Linked DNA regions of Homo sapiens: region 1 is linked to region 2. A link is an interaction called in ENCODE POLR2A ChIA-PET data of the cell type or tissue named here. Cell type or tissue: PC-3. All regions are shown on one strand. Each heading gives the region's core, and the rest is flanking DNA. Links, peaks and the distances in the headings are about the cores only.

What was found. ChIA-PET counts read pairs that join two places held together with the same protein. Peaks named below come from ENCODE experiments on the same cell type or tissue, not always from the same donor. Only the 100,000 strongest peaks of a DNase experiment are listed, where the experiment ranks them.
Region 1: POLR2A ChIA-PET joins it to region 2 with 11 read pairs; 3 of 35 experiments call an interaction of 5 or more read pairs at or near these places.

Annotation. Positions count from the first base shown.
Region 1 is chr14:102,740,250-102,750,488 of GRCh38, forward strand. It overlaps LOC124903390 (a long non-coding RNA gene), which reads left to right and starts at 2,468. Exons shown (of 2, transcript XR_007064356.1): 1 at 2,468-3,461. RefSeq lists a silencer at 6,520-6,693 and an enhancer at 9,503-10,239. In PC-3, for the core only: no CTCF peak of the experiment used is centred there; no DNase peak of the experiment used is centred there.
Region 2 is chr14:102,639,050-102,647,049 of GRCh38, forward strand. The region is part of intron 2 of RCOR1 (REST corepressor 1); the gene reads left to right. Among named protein-coding and RNA genes, the nearest start is that of RCOR1, 50 kb to the left of the region's middle. In PC-3, for the core only: no CTCF peak of the experiment used is centred there; no DNase peak of the experiment used is centred there.

The DNA of each region.
Region 1 (10,239 bases), core at 1,250-9,249, 100 kb after region 2:
TTCATGCCATTCTCCTGCCTCAGCCTCCTGAGTAGCTGGGACTACAGGTGCCCACCACACACCTGGCTAATTTTTGTATTTTTAGTAGAGATGGGGTTTCACCATGTTGGCCAGAATGGTCTCAGTCTCTTGACCTCGTGATCCACCCGCCTTGGTCTCCCAGAGTGCTGGGATTATAGGCGTGAACCACCCGCACCCAGACTAAAGTTTCATTTGAGACAGGGTCTCACTGTGGCCCAGGCTGGAGTGCAGTGGTGCGATCATGGTTCACTACAGCCTCGACCTCCCGGCTCAAGTGATCCTCCCACTTCAGTTCCCCTGCTAACCCGCCTACGAGTAGCTGGAAGTACAGGCACATGCCACTGTGACTGGCTAATTTTTAAATTTTTTGTGTGTGAGACAAGGTCTTGCTTTGTTGCCCAGGTTGGAGTGCAGTGGTGTAATCACGGTTCTCTGCAGCCTCAACCTCCTGGGCTCAAGCAGTCCTCCCACCTCTGCCTCCCAAGTAGCTGAGACTTACAGGCACAAATCACACCTGGCTAATTTTTTTTCTTTTAATTTTTTTTTGTAGAGACAGGATTTTGCCATGTTGTCCAGGCTGGTCTCGAACTCCTGAGCTCAAGAGTGCAGTGGCACAATCTCTGCTCACTGCAACCTCCATCTCCTGGGTTCAAGTGATTCTCCCACCGCAGCCTCCCAAGTAGCTGGGATTACAGGCATAAGCCACCGCGCCTGGCCAGCCCAGCTAAATTTTCAACTTTTTTTTGTAGAGACAGGGTCTTGCTACGTTGCCAGGGCTAGTCTGAAACTCCTGGCCTCAAGTCGTCCTCCCACCTTGGCCTCCCAAAGTGCTGGCAGTACAGGTATGAGTCACTGTGCCTGGCCCAAGAACTTAAGTACTTTTTTCAGTGCATGTCTGCTGTTGCTAAATTCTTTCCTTTAAAAAAAAAATCTGGCTGGGTGCAGTGGCTCACGTCTGTAATCCCAGCACTTTGGGAGGCTAGAGCAGATGGATCACCTGAGGTCAGGAGTTTGAGACCAGCCTGGCCAACATGGTGAAACCCCATCTCTACTAAAAATATAAAAATTAGCCAGGCATGGTGGCAGGTGCCTGTAATCCCAGATACTCAGGAAACTGAGGCAGAGGAATTGCTTGAACCCGGGAGGCGGAGGTTGCAGTGAGCAGAGATTGCACCATTGCACTCCAGCGTAGGCAACAGAGCAAGACTCCATCTCAAAAAAAAAAGCCAAAAAAAAAAAAACTAAAGTCATCATTATTTTGCATTTATATTTGATAGATGTAAAATATAAATTTTCTGTTTGTAAAATATTAGGGTTTTATTTTTGTCTTCTGGCACATTAAGGATGTAATTCCATTGTCTTCTAGCTTCCATAGTTTTAAGCAAAAGTCAACACACAACCATTTTACTTCTCTGAAAATAACATTACTTTTTTTTTTTTTTTTTTTTTTCTGAGACAGAGTCTCGCTCTGTCTCCCAGGCTGGAGTGCCGTGGTGCAATCTCAGCTCACTGCAAACTCTACCTCCTGAGTTCAAGCAATTCTCCTGCCTCAGCCTCCTAAGTAGCTGGGATTACAGGCATGCACCACCACACCCAGCTAATTTTTGTATTTTTAGTAGAGGTGGGGTTTCACTGTGTTGGTCAGGCTCGTCTCAAACTCCTGACCTCGTGATCCACCTGCCTTGGCCTCCCAAAGTGCTGGGATTACAGGCGTGAGCCACCGCGCCCAGCCAACATTCCTTTTTTCTCTGGCTGTTTTAAATTTTTTTTCTTTGTCTAGGGCTTTCATCTAGTTGATGATGATTGCCTGGATGTGGCTTTGCATTTGTTCTGCTTCATTATGCTCCTGGGGGGTTCACTGAGCTGCTCAACTCTGTGAGTTGGTGCCTTTCATTTATTATTATTATATTTTAGAGAGATAGGGTCTTGCTTCATCACCCAGACTGGAGGGCAGTGGCACAATCAGGGCTCACTGCAGCCTTGATCTCCTGGGCTCAAGTGATCCTCCCATCTCAGCCTCCCAAGTAGCTGGGGCTAGAGGCACGTGCCACCATGCTCAGCAAATTTTAAATTTTTTGTAGAGACAGTGTTTCACCATGTTGCTCAGGCTGGTGTTGAACTCCTGGGCTCAAGAGATCCACCTGCCTTGACCTCCCAAAGTTCTGGGATTACAGGCATGAGTCGCTGCATCCAGCTGAGTTGATATATTTATTTATTTATTTTGAGATGGAATCTCACTCTGTTGCCCAGGCTGGAGTGCAATGGCATGATCTTGGCTCACTGCAACCTCCGCCCACCGGGTTCAAGCAATTCTCCTGCCTCAGCCTCCTGTGTACCTGGGATTATAGGCACCCGCCAGCATGCCTGGCTAATTTTTTTTTTTTTTTTGTAGAGACAGGTTTTCACCATGTTGGCCAGGCTGGTCTTGAACTCCTGACCTTAGGGGATCCACCCGCCTTGGCCTCCCAAAATGCTGGGATTACAGGTATGAGCCACTGTGCCCGGCAAGTTGACATATTTAATCAGGCTTCAAAAATACTTGGTCATTGTTGCTTTAACTACTGCTATGTCCCTTTCTGTCTTTTGTCACCTTCAGGGGCTGCAGGTCTACATTTCACATATGTCTCTGATGCTCAATTTTTGTTTTCCCCGCAGTATTTTTCTCTGTGTGCTTCAGATTGGATATCTTATACTGACCTGTCTTTGAGTTCCCTAATTCTACCGTCTCTATGTCCTGGCTGCTATCAAACCCATGCAATTAGTTCTCAATTTCAGATGTTTTATATTGCACTACTAGAATGGCCTTTTATTTATTTATTTTTATTTTTTTCAAGACAGAGTTTCACTCTTGTTGCCCAGCTGGAGTGCAGTGACTTGATCTCAGCTCACTGTGCACCCTCCATTTCCCAGTTTCAAGTGATTCTCGTGCCTCAGCCTCCCAAGTAGTTGGGATTACAGGTACCCGTCACCATGTCTGGCTAATTTTTGTGTTTTTAGTAGAGGTGGGGCTTCACTATATTGGGCAGGCTGGTCTCGAACTCCTGGCCTTGTGATCTGCCCACCTTGGCCTCCCAAAGTGCTGGGATTACAGGCATGAGCCACCACTCCCGTCCTAGAATGGCTTTTTATAGACTAAGTCTCCACTGAAATATTTTTATCTTGTCATATATCTTGCCCATTGTTTTCTCTATTTTCTTTAATATACAGAGCTGGAAGAAAAACTGGCAGAAACTCTGACATGAGAGAATTGCAGAAGGGATGAGACCCAAAATCGGCATATAAGCTTTGCTAAATCTCTGGCTGACCGCAAAACTATACATGAGCTGGCAGTGAGCAGAGATCGCGCCACTGCACTCCAGCCTGGGCGACAGAGCGAGACTCCGTCTCAAAAAGAAAAAAAAAGAAAGAAAGAAAGAAAGAAATGCCAAAGCAAATTTGGGGTAAGTGGAAATGACCCTAGATGGCATCTCAGTTCTACAGATAGAAATGAATAGCAACAGAAGGGTACATATGTGGGTAGACATATTAATAAAAAACCAGATGGGGGGCTGGTGGCAACCCAGCACTTTGTGAGGCCAAGGCAGGAGAATTTCTTGAGCCTGGGAGTTTGAAGCTGCAGTGAGCTATGATCGCACCACTGCCCTCCAGCCTGGGTGACAGAGCAAGACTCCGTCTCAAAAAAAAAAAAAAAAAAAAGTTACTATTTATTTATTTGTTATCATTATTTTTTTTTCTTTTTTTTTTTTTTTTTATTTGACACGGAGTCTCGCTCTGCTCTGTTGCCCAGACTGGAGTGCAGTGGCGTGATCTCCGCTCACTGCAAGCTCCGCCTCCTGGGTTCACGCCATTCTCCTGCCTCAGCCTCCTGAGTAGCTGGGACTACAGGCGCCCACCACTGCACCCGGCTAATTTTTTATATTTTTAGTAGAGACGGGGTTTCACCATGTTAGCCAGGATGGTCTCGATCTCCTGACCTCGTGATCCACTGGGAGGACCTCGTGATCCACGCCTCGGCCTCCCAAAGTGCTGGGATTACAGGCGTGAGCCACCGCACCCGGCCTTGTTATAATTATTTTCTTTAAGAAATAATGTTTCAGTCTGTTGCCCAGGCTGGACTGCAGTGACGCAATCATAGCTGACTGCAACCTCAAATTCCTGGGCTTAAACAATCATCCTGCCTCAGCCTCCAATAGCTGGGGCTACAGGTGCATGTCATCATGCCCAGCTAATTCTTTATTTGTTTGTGTTTTTTTTTTGAGACGGAGTCTCGCTCTGTCTCCCAGGCTGGAGTGCAGTGGTGCGATCTTGGCTCACTGCAAGCTCTGCCTCCCAGGTTTACACCATTCTCCTGCCTCAGCCTCCCAAGTAGCTGGGACTACAGGCGCCCGCCACCACGCCTGGCTAATTTTTTTTTTTTTTTTTTTAGTAGAGACGGAGTTTCACCATGTTAGCCAGGATGGTCTTGATCTCCTGACCTCGTGATCCGCCTGCCTTGGCCTCCCAAAGTGCTGAGATTACAGGCGTGAGCCACTGCGCCCAGCCACACCCAGCTAATTCTTTTATTTTTTTAAAAAATTTTTTTTGAGATGGAGTCTCAATCTATCACCCAGGCTGGAATGCAATGGTGCAATCTCAGTTCACTGCAGCCTCTACCTCCCGGGTTCAAGTGATTCTCCTGCCTTAGCCTCCTGAGTAGCTGGGACTACAGGCACCCACCACCATGTCTGGCTAATTTTTGTATTTTTAGTAGAGATGAGGCTGGGCGTGGTGGCTCACGCCTGTAATCCCATCACTTTGGGAGGCCAAGGCAGGTGGATTACTTGAGGTCAGGAGTTCGAGGCCAGCCTGGCCAACATGGTGAAACTACTAAAAATACAAAAAAATTAGCTGAGCATGGTGGTGGGCGCCTGTAATCCCAGCTACTCGGGAGGCTGAGGGGGGAGAATTGCTTGAACCCAGGAGGCAGAGGTTACAGTGAGCTGAGATTATACCACTGCACTCCAGCCTGGGCAACAGAGTGAGACTGTCTCAAAAAATAAATAGGCCCGGTGTGGTGGCTCACGCCTGTAACCCCAGCACTGTGGGAGGCCGAGGTGGGCAGATCACTTGAGGTCAGGAGTTTGAGACCAGCCTGGCCAACATGGTGAAACCCCGTCTCTACTAATAATACAAAAATTAGCCAGGTGTGGTGGTGCACGTCTGTAAGCCGAGCTACTTGGGAGGCTGAGACAGGAGAATCGCTTGAACTTGGAGGTTGCAGTGAGCTGAGATTGCACCACTGCACTCCAGCCTGGTCGACAGAGAGAGACTCTGTCTTAGAAATAAATAAATAAATAAATAGTGGAGATGGGGTTTTACCATGTTGGCCAGGCTTGTCATAATAATAATAATAAAATAATAATTATTATTATAATTATTATGTAATTATAATAATTATTATTATTATTTTGAGATGGAGTCTCAATCTGTTGCCCAGGCTGGAGTGCAGTGGCGCAATCTCAGCTCACTGCAACCTCCACCTCCCGGGTTCAAGCAATTGATTCTCCTGCCTCAGTCTGCCAAGTAACTGGGACTACAGGCACCCACCACAACGCCCGGATAATTTTTTGTATTTTTATAGAGATAGGGTTTCACCGTGTTAGACAGGATGGTCTCAATCTCCTGACCTCATGATCGCCTGCCTCGGCCTCTCAAAGTGCTGGGATTACAGGCGTGAGCCACCGTGCCCGGCCAATTCTTTTATTTTTAGTAGAGACAGGGTCTCACCTGTTGCCCAGCCTGGTCTCAAATTCCTGGGCTCAAGCAGTCCTCCCACCTCGGCCTCCCAAAGAGCTGGCATTACAGGCGTGAGCCGCTGTGACCAGCCCTGACTTTACTATTTAAAGCGAAAATAAGAATGCTTTATTTTGTATGTATAATAAGTAGATGTGGTAGATGACTGCAGCAGCCCTGGCGATGGCGCAGGTGGAAATATTCTACTGCTCTATTTTACTTGAAGTAATTCAATTCTAATTCTGAGAAGACTGGGATTAGTTAAAATGCACATTTTCACCTCCAGTGCCATCACTAAAAAACAATAATGCAAACACATATAGCCAGAAATCCAATAGGAAATTGTGGAATACTAAAAAATATTGTATTAACACAAAAGAAGGCAGGAAAGGAGCAATAGACAAACCAAAAGAGATGAGACAAAATAAATATTAACATGGCGGACCCCACTCTACCTTAACTCCAGCCGAAATCCCACGTGGGTGAAACAAACCCTCCGATTAAAAGATCAAGACAGTCAGACCAGGCAGGGTGGAGGCGACGGTGTCTGGGAAGCAGGGGAAGCAGGCTGAGCCAGGGCTTGGAGGGAAGGAGCAGGGGTGGTCCCAGTGCCCATCTCTGCATGGCCAGGGCCACCCGGGCCACTCTGAGTCCCTGCAGGAAGAGCCGGGCAGGGACTCACGGTCCAGGGAGCCTGCTTCTGGGCTGGGGGAGGAGGTCTGCTCTGGAGGGCCAGGCACGGGTGGGGCAGGTCCTGAGGTGGGGGTTCCGCCTCTGAGCCTGATGTCAGCAGGAGATACTTGTCCTCCCCACCATTTCCTGGGCTGACTCTCGGGGTTGTCTCTACGGCCGGGTGATATGAGGCCTACACAGCGAACATAGGCCCCAGGCAGCTGCCTGCTGGGTGTGTACGTGGCGGTTCCTCGGGTACACGAACTAGCAGGAGTGACTGTGGAGGCAGCCAGGACGTGTGTGCGTGTGTGTGTGTGTGTCTGTGTATGTGTATATGTGTGTGTGTGTCTATGTGTATGTGTATATGTGTGTTTATGTGTGTATATATGTGTGTATGTGTATGTGTACATGTGTGTATATGTGCGTCCCTGGGCGCGTGGATGCGCCCTCCCCTCCCCTCCCCTCTCCTCCATCCTGTCTGCCTCCTCCATACCTAGCCAGGGGCTGGTACGCAGGGAGTCCCACGCCTGCTGGCTGAAGGGTGGGGCTTGTGCTTCCGCCCATGGGCAGCTTTGCCAGCGCAAGGAGTTTCTCACCTGCAGCGGCCCCCGTGCATGAACGCTGACGCCTGTGACACCACGGTTTGTGCTCAATGGATGCCTGATGCCCTGGAGAGGGAATGGCTTCTTGGGGACAGCAAATTAGCCTGTGAGTCAGCTTCTTGAGGGGGCATGTGGGGTTCTCCTGCTCCCAAATCTGCACCTTCTGGTGATGTGCACGGCGCAGCCCTAGCCCCAGACCGTCTGCCTGTGCCCGTTCCCAGGTGCCTGCTGTTTCGGGCCTCTTGACTGTAGACCTGGAGCCGCTGCTCACACTTGCGAAGACAATGGAAGGCCAATCCCCACCCCCACCCCTGCTCTTCTGGCCATGCTAGGAATGGTCATAAGGTGTGATATTTTGAAAACATGAGCTGTATGTCCAAGAGTGTGGCCCGGCCCGCTACACTGGCTGTCTGGCGCCCTGGCTGCTGTATTTTGGTGACTGAGCCTTTTTAGCTTGCAGAGCATGTCACTTCCAAGATGTTTTGGACTGAAAAACCAGCATGCAGAGGCCTATTCTTATCAGCTATCCAGGGACACCGGCTGTGCCTGGGGGGCCTGGATGGGGGTCCCAGACTCTGTCCCCTCTGTGACCTAGGACTGACACACTCATGACCTGCCTCACCCATTCACATGGCCCAGCTCTCGTCCACCTTTCTTTTTTTTTTCTGTTTTTGAGACAAGGTCTCAATCGGTTGCCCAGGCTGGAGTGCAGTGGTGAAATCACTGTAGCCTCAACCTCCTGGGCTCAAGTGGTCCTCCCACCTCAGCCTCCTGAGTAGCTGGGGACCACAGGCATGTGCCACCAGGACTAATTTTTTTTGTTGTGTTTTTTGAGACAGAGTCTCGCTCTGTCGCCCAGGCTGGAGTGCAGTGGTGCGATCTCGGCTCACTGCAACCTCCACCTCCTGGGTTCAAGAGATTCTCCTGCCTCATCCTCCTGAGTAGCTGGGACTACAGGTGCGTGCCACCAGACCAAGCTAATTTTTGTATTTTTAGTAGAGATGGGGTTTCACCATGTTGGCTAGGCTGGTCTTGAACTCCTGACCTTGTGATCCGCCCGCCTCGGCCTCCCAAAGTGCTGGGATTACAGGCGTGAGCCACCGCTCCCGGCACAGGGACTAATTTTTTTTTTTTTTTTTTTTTTGAGACGGAGTCTTGCTCTGTCACCCAGGCTGGAGTGCAGTGGCACAATCTTGGCTCACTACAAGCTCCGCCTCCCGGGTTCCCGCCATTCTCCTGCCTCAGCCTCCCAAGTAGCTGGGACTACAGGCGCCCACCACCACGCCCGGCTAATTTTTTTAGTAGAGATGGGGTTTCACCGTGTTAGCCAGGATGGTCTCGATCTCCTGACCTCTGGTGATCTGCCCGCCTTGGCCTCCCAAAGTGCTGGGATTACAGGCGTGAGCCAGCGCGCCCAGCCCACAAGGACTAATTTTTTTATCTTTTGTAGAGAGAGGGTCTTGCTATATTGCCCAGGCTGCTCAAGTGATCTGCCCGTCTCAGCCTCCCAAAGTGGTGGGATTACAGACAGGTTCAAGCCACTGTGCCTGGCCTTATCTACCTTTCAACTCCCTTCACACTGCTGTCCCTGCCCCGGAAACATTGGCCACAGGGGCTAGTCCTCTGTTGACCCCCTCAGCCAGGCTCCAGGTCCAGCCACCCGCTGTCTGCAGCACACACCTTCCCATCACCCTGGGAGGGCTGCGTGGCACCCATGGTGTGAGAGAGGAGGCTGCGCCTGAGAGGTGCGTTAGTGAGCCTGACACACAGCCTGTGTGTGGCCTGGAGACCACTAGTTCTGGCTCTGAAGTCCACTGGGGCTCTGGGACCTCGGTGGGCCCTTGAGTCCGTGTGGCTTGACCCTTGGTTGTTTGGGGCCTGCTTCCCAGCTGCCAGCAGAACTGGGGCTCCCGTCCTCACTCCTCCTGCAGCTCAGCTCCAGAGCTCCAGGGGCCTGGGCCCTCTGCCCAGCTCATCCTCTGCTCCCAGTAGGCAACCCCCCCACCCTTGAGAGGGGGTTGCCCTATGCCTGTCCCTCTGGGGTCTGCTTGCCTATTCCTGTCCCAGCACCTGCCGGGTGGTCAGGTGGAGTGGCTTCAGGGGCAAGGCCCCCGCTATTTTTAGCACTTTCGGCTCCTGTAAACACCTCTCCCAGCCTCTCTGGCCCTGGAAGCCTCTCCTCCCCAGCACAGCCGGGACCGCGGCTGTCACACGCCCCTGCAAGGCCTGGAGGAGGGTCCCTGAAACTTCGTGCAGCACCCGCCCTCTCCTGCAGCAGAGATTGGCGCTGCGTTCCCAGCCCCTTCAGCTGCTTCTCCCCAGAGCCAGGTGCTTGGGTCCAGCCGTGCGGTGTGGACCAGGCCATGCTTGGGGACGACAATCGAGGCAAGTCCTACCTGCAGGAATCGGTGTGCTGAGAAGCAGGGCTTTGCACACAAGCTATATGTGTTGCCACACAGCCACCACTGCCATCCTAGGGGAGCAGCGGGCCACTGCCAGGCATCCCACACCTCCCTGCGTGACAGCAGCCTGGCCAGCTTTGAGCAGCCCTGAGCCTGTGCGGGGACAGCTCTTGGTGTTCCTGTTTTGCATTACCTTTTCACTGTTTGTTGAGACAGCCCAGGCAGCATCTTGGGGGCTAATCCCGGGGGCTGAGTCGCTGGAGAGGGGTCAAGGGGAGTGGCCTGTGGCTGCCATTAGTGCCTGTCCCTGTGGCCTCGGTCCCCGCGGCCTCGGTCCCTGCAGCCGCAGTGGCGCCTGCATGGAGGGGGCCCCCTAATCATGGTGCCTCGGCTGTGGAATGTTCTGGGAGCTAGTCAGAACGGACATGGCTGCCGCAGCTGACCCTCCCGCCTGGCGAACTCTTTCTGGCTAATTGTTCTGTTTGTTTGCCCAGAGCAGGTGGGGGCAGGGCCTCTTCCATCCATTATCGGCTCACATGGTGCCAGGGAGGCACCGTGTGCACACAGGCTCAGCATTTTGGTTTTGCTTGAATTAGCAAGAAGCAGCAGGGAGTGGGGTTTGAGATATCTGAATATTTGTGGCTGTGCAAACCCAGAATCAACAAATAATAATCAGCAAATCAAGAAAAATTACATCAACAATCAACAAATAATAATACACCAGGAATCCACTGGTTATGAGCGCAGCTCAGCACAGCGACATTTCTCAG
Region 2 (8,000 bases), core at 1-8,000:
TGTATCCATGGGAACATAAGTAGGATGACATAAGTTTATAACTTGTTGCTAGGCAGATCTAGCTTGTAATGTATTAAGATTTTCCCATTAAAAAGCATTTGGATGGTTTTCTTTTGTGCGGTGAAGGTAACTAAACAGCGTAATTTGGAATTAAAACTGTGAAGTTGTATAAATTCCTTCTAGGAGAACCAACTACTCTTTGTTTTCTTTCTTTCTTTTTTTTTTTTTTTTTTGAGACAAGATCTCTTTTTGTCACCCAGGCTGGACTACAGTGACATGATCAGGTTTCACTGCAGCCTGGACCTCCTGGACACAAATGATCCTCCTACCTCAGCCTTCTCCTCCCCTTTACCAGCTCCTCCCCTTCCCTTCCCCAGCTCTCCCCCTCCAGTAGCTGGGAATACATGTATGCATCAGCATGTCTGGCTAATTAATTTATTTTTTAATTTTTATTTATTTATTTATTTATTTATTTATTTATTTATTTATTTATTTATTTATTGAGATGGAGTCTCGCTCTGTTGTCCAGGCTGGAGTGCAATGGCGTGATCTTGGCTCTTTGTATCTTCCTCCTCCTGGGTTCAAGAGATTCTCCTGCCTCAGCCTCCCTAGTAGCTGGGATTACAGGCACCTGCCATTATGCCTGGCTGATTTTTGTAGTTTTGTGGAGATGCAGTTTCACCATGTTGGCCGGGCTGGTCTTGAACTCCCAGCCTCAGAAGATCTGCCCACCTCAGCCTCCCAAAGTGCTGGGGTTACAGGTGTGACACTGAGCTCAGCCTATTCATTCATTCATTCATTCATTCATTCATTCATGAGACGGAGTCTCGCTCTGTCCCCAGGCTGGAGTGCAATGGCATGACCTCGGCTCACTGCAACCTCCGCCTCCTGGGTTCAAGTGATTCTCTGCCTCAGCCTCATGAGCAGCTGGGATTACAGGCATCTGCCACCACACCCGGCTAATTTTGTGTTTTTAGTAGAGATGGCGTTTCACCATGTTAGTCAGGCTGGTCTTGAATTCCCAACCTCAGGTGATCCGCCTGCCTCAGCTTCCCAGAGTGCTGGGATGACAGGCGTGAGCCGCCACACCCAGCCATATATATATGTATTTTTTATTTGAGTTTGCGTTTTGCCGTGTTGCCCAGGCTGGTCTTGAACTCCGGAATTTCAGATCGCCCACCTCAGCCTCCTAAAGTGCTGGGAGCCGCTGTGCCCAGCCTAGTCATGTTTTTAATTAATTGAATGTCTGAAATGGAAGATAATGAGTTAAAATAATTGTGTCTTAAGCCTGTCCTCTTCAGCTAAAACAGTCAGTATTTAGATATGTATGAACGAGATGTGAACACTTGATCCATCCTAAAGTACATAGCAGATTTCAAGATGATGACAGGTATCTTGGGTAGTTCTTCCGACTCTCAAAGACTTGGTGGACTAACCAAGAAAACCTCATGGAGATCGAGACACCTGTCTTGTATTTTGGTTGCAATTTTTTAAAATTAATTTTTAAAAAATGTAATATTAGTGTAAAATAACTAAATTTCAAAAAAGTTTAGAATGAGATGTAATTGAGGTCACATAGCTCTTTTCTGCAGAGGCTATCACACTTAACACCTTATCTGATTGTAATTTAAAGAATTTTTTGAGGCTGGACACGTTGGCTCACGCCTGTAATTCCAGCATTTTGGGAGACTGAGGTAGGAGGGACACTTGAGCCCAGCCTGGGCAACATAGTGAAACCCCGTCTTACAGAAAATTAAAAAATTAGCTGGCTGTCGTAGTGTGCACCTCTGGTTCCAGGTACTTTGGAGTCTGAAGTGGGAGGATCACTTGAGCCAGGGAGGTTGAGGCTGCAGTGAACTGCCATTGCACTCCAGCCTGGGTGACAGAGCAAGATCCCTGTCTCAGAAGAAAAACAGAAAAGAGGCTGGGTGTGGTGGCTCACGCCTGTAATCCCAGCACTTTGGGAGGCTGAGGCAGGTGGATCACGAGGTCAGGAGATCGAGACCGTCCTGGCCAACATGTTGAAACCCCATCTCTACTAAAAATACAAAAAAAATTAGCTGGGCTTGGTGGCGCGTGCCTGTGGTCCCAGCTACTTGGAAGGCTGAGGCAAGAGAATTGCTTGAACCCGGAAGGTGGAGGTTGCAGTGACCCGAAATTGCACCACTGCACTCCAGCCTTGCGGCAGAGTGAGACTCGGCCTTAAAAAAAAAGAAAACCAGAAAAGAATTATGTAAGCAGTTATTCAATAATAAATAATATTTATGCAGCTGGGCACAGTGGTTCACACCTGTAGTCCTAGCACTTTTGGAGGCTGAGGCGGGTGGATCACTTGAGCCCAGGAGTTCGGGACCAACCTGGGCAACATGGCAAAACCCCATCTCTACAAAAAGTACAAAAATTAGCCGGTTATGGTGGTGTTCTCCTTTAGTCCCAGCTATTCAGGAAGCTGAGGTGGGCGGATCACTTGTGCCCAGGAGGTTGAGGCTGCAGTGAGCCAAGATGTCGCCACTGCACTCCAGTCCCAACAACAGAGTGAGACCCTGTCTCAATTAAAAAAAAAATAATAATATTTATGCCGTTTTTTTGTACCAGCTACTATGATAGGTGCTTTATAGGACAATTTGGGGAAGTAATTGCTGTTAACTCCATTTTACTCATATAAGGAAAGTGACGCTTGCACAAGGTTTAATATTTCTTGCCCACTAACATGTATGCTTCAAGAAAGCAGGGGCTATGTGTTACTTCTGTCTAGCCCCCTCCTGTATCTAGCATAGTTTCTTTGGGGTTTGGGTAGTGTGTCAAATACAGTGGAAAGGCTGGTTTTACAAAGATGATTGTTGTATCTTCATTTATTACCTTTGAACTTGTAGCTTCATAGGGAAATCATGGGAATTTGAGCAGCACTGAATCTGCATGTATTAAAAAAACTTGCATCATTTCTGGATTTCATGTGGTGAATATTTGATAGTACCTCTCGTGATTTGATAAGGTCCATTATTTGGGGACAAGGGTGGTTAACATAGGGATTGATGGAATTGTGACTCCATTCTGTTGTGGCGTGTTTAGTTTTTACCTCTTTCCCTTTACTCCTCGTGCCCCAGCTGCGTCTGTGTCCATTGTCCTTTCAGTTTCTTACTCTAATTGAAAGAATACATAGGTAAAGAAGGAATCTGATAGAAGGAATAAACTTCTTTGACGGTATTAACAAGTGTCTGATCTTGATTAGTGTAAGTTGTATTCAGTGCCTCATGTTTCTTACCTTTGAATTGTAGAAAATAAAATTTTAGATCTGGTTAAGATTCTTGAGATTATTTGGCAGGAGGAAATTGAAGCGCAGTTCAGTTCCATAGAATGTTGTTGAATGCGTTTCTTCATTTGTTAAGAGTGATAATATTTGTCTCATAGGGTTGATACAAGGAGGAAGAGATACTCTTTATAAAAAAGTCTTAGGCCGATTTGATGATAATACTAATAGTTAAACTTGTTCAGAAGTTAATCTGGGCTGGGCATGGTGGCTCACACCTGTAATTTCAGCACTTTGGGAGGCAGAGGTGGGAAGGATCGCTTGAGCCCAGAAATTCCAGACCAGCCTGGGCAACAAAGTGAGACCTCGTCTCTATAAAAATTATAAAAATAAGCCGGGTATGGTGGCACATGCCTATGGTCCCAGGTACTCGGGATGCTGAGATGGAAGGATCACATGAGCCCAGGAAGTCGAGGCTGTGGTGAGCTATGATCATTGCCACTGCACTCCAGCCTAGGTGACAGAGTGAGACCCTGTCTATTAAAAAAAGTTAGTCTGTGTTAGCATAGTATCGGCAGAAAAGTATTCTGACACAGTATAGGAGGGATCAGGGTATGGGGGAATGAGTCAGGAAGGCCATTTTAAAGATTTTACAGTGTCCTAAACTTGATAGTGAAGGCTAAGCATTAGAAATGGAAGAGATTGGCTGGGCGCAGTGGCTCACGCCTGTAATCCCTGCACTTTGGGAGGCCGAGGCGGGCAGATCACGAGGTCAGGAGATCAAGACCATCCTGGCTAACACGGTGAAACCCTGTCTCTACTAAAAACACAAAAAATTAGCCGGGCGTGGTGGCGGGTGCCTGTAGTCCCAGCTACTTGGCAGGCTGAGGCAGGAGAATGGCGTGAACCCGGGAGGCGGAGCTTGCACAGTGAGCCCAGATCATGCCACTGCACTCCAGCCTGGGCGACAGAGCGAGACTCCGTCTCAAAAAAAAGAGGAATGGAAGAGATTAGAAAAGATGTGAACAAACCTTATAGAGCTTCCAGGAAAGGAAGAAAGGTAAAAACATTGAGATTTGGAATGTTGAGTAATGGGATAGTATAAACAGTATAGCAGTATAGAGATGTCACTAATGTTTTAGAAACTGAAATAATAGATTAATGCATGGTAATTACCTTGCCAGAACTGAAAAGCGGTGGTAGTGATGCTGGAGGAAGCAGATTGCTGCTGCAGAACTGCAGCAAGGCCTAGGAGGTGGAGGCACCAGGTATCTTCAGAGGCCCAGGTGTGGTGTGGTTGGCCCTAAGCTGATGGGCTGACTGAAAGTCTCCAGGAATTCTTCCTGTCTCTAGATTATGCTTCATTCCAGCAGTCCAGGAATTAGACTTTCCCTAGCCTAGCACAAGACAAGTTTACTTTTGGTAGAGTTTGAACCAGAGCTGTACCCTAGACTTGAAATGGGGAGGACGGGTGGAAACTATCTGGACGTGGTGGGGGAGACGTATCTATGAAGTGAAAGTTTGTATATTGAATGGTCATTCCAGAATTCTTAATAGCCTGGCTTATACTCTCCAGCAAATTAGAAGGTTCTTCTTTGGGAGAAAACTGGCCCAGATGCTAACAATTGAGTGTTACCCTGTATTCCAGTTATTACCGCCTAACAACTGTTGCTGTTACTATTGTCTTTAAACAACAACAATCGTTTTATTATCTCACACTTTCTGGTGATGAGGATTTAGGAAGACATCAGTTGGGCAGCTCTGGCTTGGGTTTCTCTGACTTAAGTTGTGTTCACATGGTGGCTGGAGCTGAACAGTAGGGTGCTGAAGTGGCCTTGGCTGGCCAGACAGCTTTCTTCCTGGTGTCTCAGCATGGGCTGATTTGTGCTCCTCACAACATTATGGCCTCTGACTGCTTACAAGAAAGTGCAGGCTTCCAAAGCAAGTATCGCAAGAAAACTGACTATTAACTGATTCACTTTTCATGACCCAGCCTCGGAAGTCACATAGGCTCCTTTCCGATGTAGTCACAAGTCTAGTCAGCTTCAAGGGCAGGGAACATAGATTCCATCTCTTGGTAGGAGTACAGAAGTGGAATTGCAGTCAGAGTGTAAGGGGTCCCTGTGGGATGACATGAGAAACATTCTGTGACCACCTTTGGAAAACACAATCTACCACATTTTCTCATTTGGTCACAATAATTCACATTCCTCCTTCTTGTCACTTGTGCTCACACCCTCTCCCATCACATCGCTCCCCCTTCCTGCTATGGCATTAACTTCAAGTTCAGCATCTTGTCACCTGAATCAAGCCCAGTTGTGGCCACCCAAAGCTCCTCAGGTGTGGTTCCTCTAGAGCTGAACTCATGTGACGTCAAGAGAAGGAATCTGTTGCTTCCTCTGACTTAAAATGGCAGGACAAGCTTAGGATAATTGCTGTAGACACATCTGCCCAGAAAAGAGGAAACAGGAGGCACAGTAGTTTCTCATCCATTGCCATTCTGAAATTCAGCAGGGCACACGTTACCAATTCCTTGATTTGGTCTCAGTTCTGGTGCCTGGGAATGATTGTTTCAGGCTCTGGTTTCTGCTGAGAATTTTGTTTTGTCTTCTGAGTTACCCTTTTCCCTAAGAAATGGCTGATTTTTATAGCTGAGTAGTTTTCTTAGCCTTTGTGCTTTCGGTAGTTTTGGAGGAACAAAAAAACCTTCCCCTCATTTTGTACTGTTTTTGTCTCTTTCAGTCCAAACTGGTATAATTCCTTTGAAAATTTTGTGGGCTCTCTCTGTGTCAATTTGTAACCTACTACATTAGACAGGAACCACACTTAGCCTGTTTGTGGTAGGTCCTTCATTTCCTTGGGCTCCTTGTGTGTCACCAGCCTTAGTATTCTTAGAAGCCCTGTTGTTTGATGGAGAGGATCTTAAAATCCTTAGAAGGCTCTTGGTCTCTTGGAAAGGACAGTGCAGAACCTTCTTAGATCTTTTTGAGGTTTTAAGAAAGTATTACAGTCACAGTCTGGGTTTGTTCTTTACCACTGAGAATTTTGAGAATTGTTTCTTTTTTTAAAATTCTGCCTGGAAATATCCTTAGGTAGATCATGGAGTTTATTAGGTGCATTTCCTGTTTTCCACATTTCTAAAGGCCACATTTTCCACTACTTAGACAACAGGGGACCCTTTTCCTGTAATGTACAATAGTAGTTTTCATAGTTTCTATTAAGCTTTTCCTGATAGTTTCCTTGTTGAGGCCCTTCAGGCTTTTGCTGATAGCCTCTTAAAGGCCTTGCAATTTCCACCTGCCACCCAGCCCCAAAGCCAGTAGCACAGTTCTGGGTTTTTGTTGCAGCATCTCACTTCCAGGTGCCAAAATCTGTTCCTTAGTCTTGCTGCCTGAAAAATGACCCCCAAAAGTTAGTGACTTAAAATAATTCCGTGATTTCTGTAGGTCAGGAATTTAGGAAGAGCTTGATTGGGCAATTGTGGCTCAGGTTCTTGCTTTGGCTGCAGTCAGATGGTAGAGCTGAAGAGTAGTGCACAGGCAAGGCAGTGTGCACAGCTGGAGAGGGCCGAGCTGAGCCGCCTCCACAAGGTCTCTGTGTGAATTTGTTTGTGCTGCTTCTTCAGGGCACTCAGACTGCCCACATAGCTTTGTGTCCAAATGTATGTCCTGTGGGAGGATGAGCAGAATCTGTATTACCTTTTATGATGACTTAGTCTTGGAAGTTACATCACATCATTTCTGCTCTAGTCAACAACTTGCCTGGGGTTCTAGGGGAGGAAAACAGACCTCATATCTTAGTGTCAGTTGGCCACACTGTAAGAAGGTGATATGGGGTGGGAGATAATGTGATCAGCTCTAGAAAAATGTAATCCACCATAGCTCTTAGTGAAACAGTTACATCCCTGTCTGATCACCTTGCAGGGGAGTCTTGCCATTAATAAGCACCAGCTGTGTATGTGACATTAAAACTTACTTTTTAGTACTTCCTTCTTAACTGTGACTTAACAGTCAAGGATTATCAGGCACATGAAGAAAAAGCCATAACAGTCTAACACAGACAGATAAAAAGAAACCAAGTGAAGAAATAGGAAATACAGGTTGCATAAGAAAAGCTCAAATTTGAAAAAACAAAAAAGCTTGAAGAGCTAAGAGAAAATGCATGACATAAAAGCAAGAAGGTATAAAGTAGGGGTCCATTCAGAGAACAAGAAAGAGCTCTTGGAAAATAGGATTGCAGGACAAATTTTCAATAGGAAACCAAGGAAATCTTCCAGAAAGTAGTAGGCAAAGACAGACAAAAAGAGAAAGACAATGCCTGATTGGCTTCTTGACTGAAACATATTTAGGTGGGAAGAGGAAGTGTGGAAATGTGAATAAGGACTGTATACTAATGATAATGAATTAATATTAATTTTTGCTTAAGTGTGATAATAGCACTGTGGTTATAGAGGAGAATGCCCTTAGGCTTAGAAGATGCATACTAAAGGAACTGTCATGATATTTGCATTTTTCAGATGGTTGTGTGCACACACGTGCGCTCACACACAGTGGGAGAGGGAGGGAGAAGGGAGAGCGGTTATGTACAAGAGAGACAACTAAAGCAATTATGATATAATATTAGTAATTGATGATGAATACAAAAACAAAACAGAAGGGAATACTTTAGAGTTAATGGATTGGTTCAGGAGCTCCAACATCTGCACTGTTAGATGTTCTAGAGAGAGAAAAGATAATTGAGAGGAAACAATATT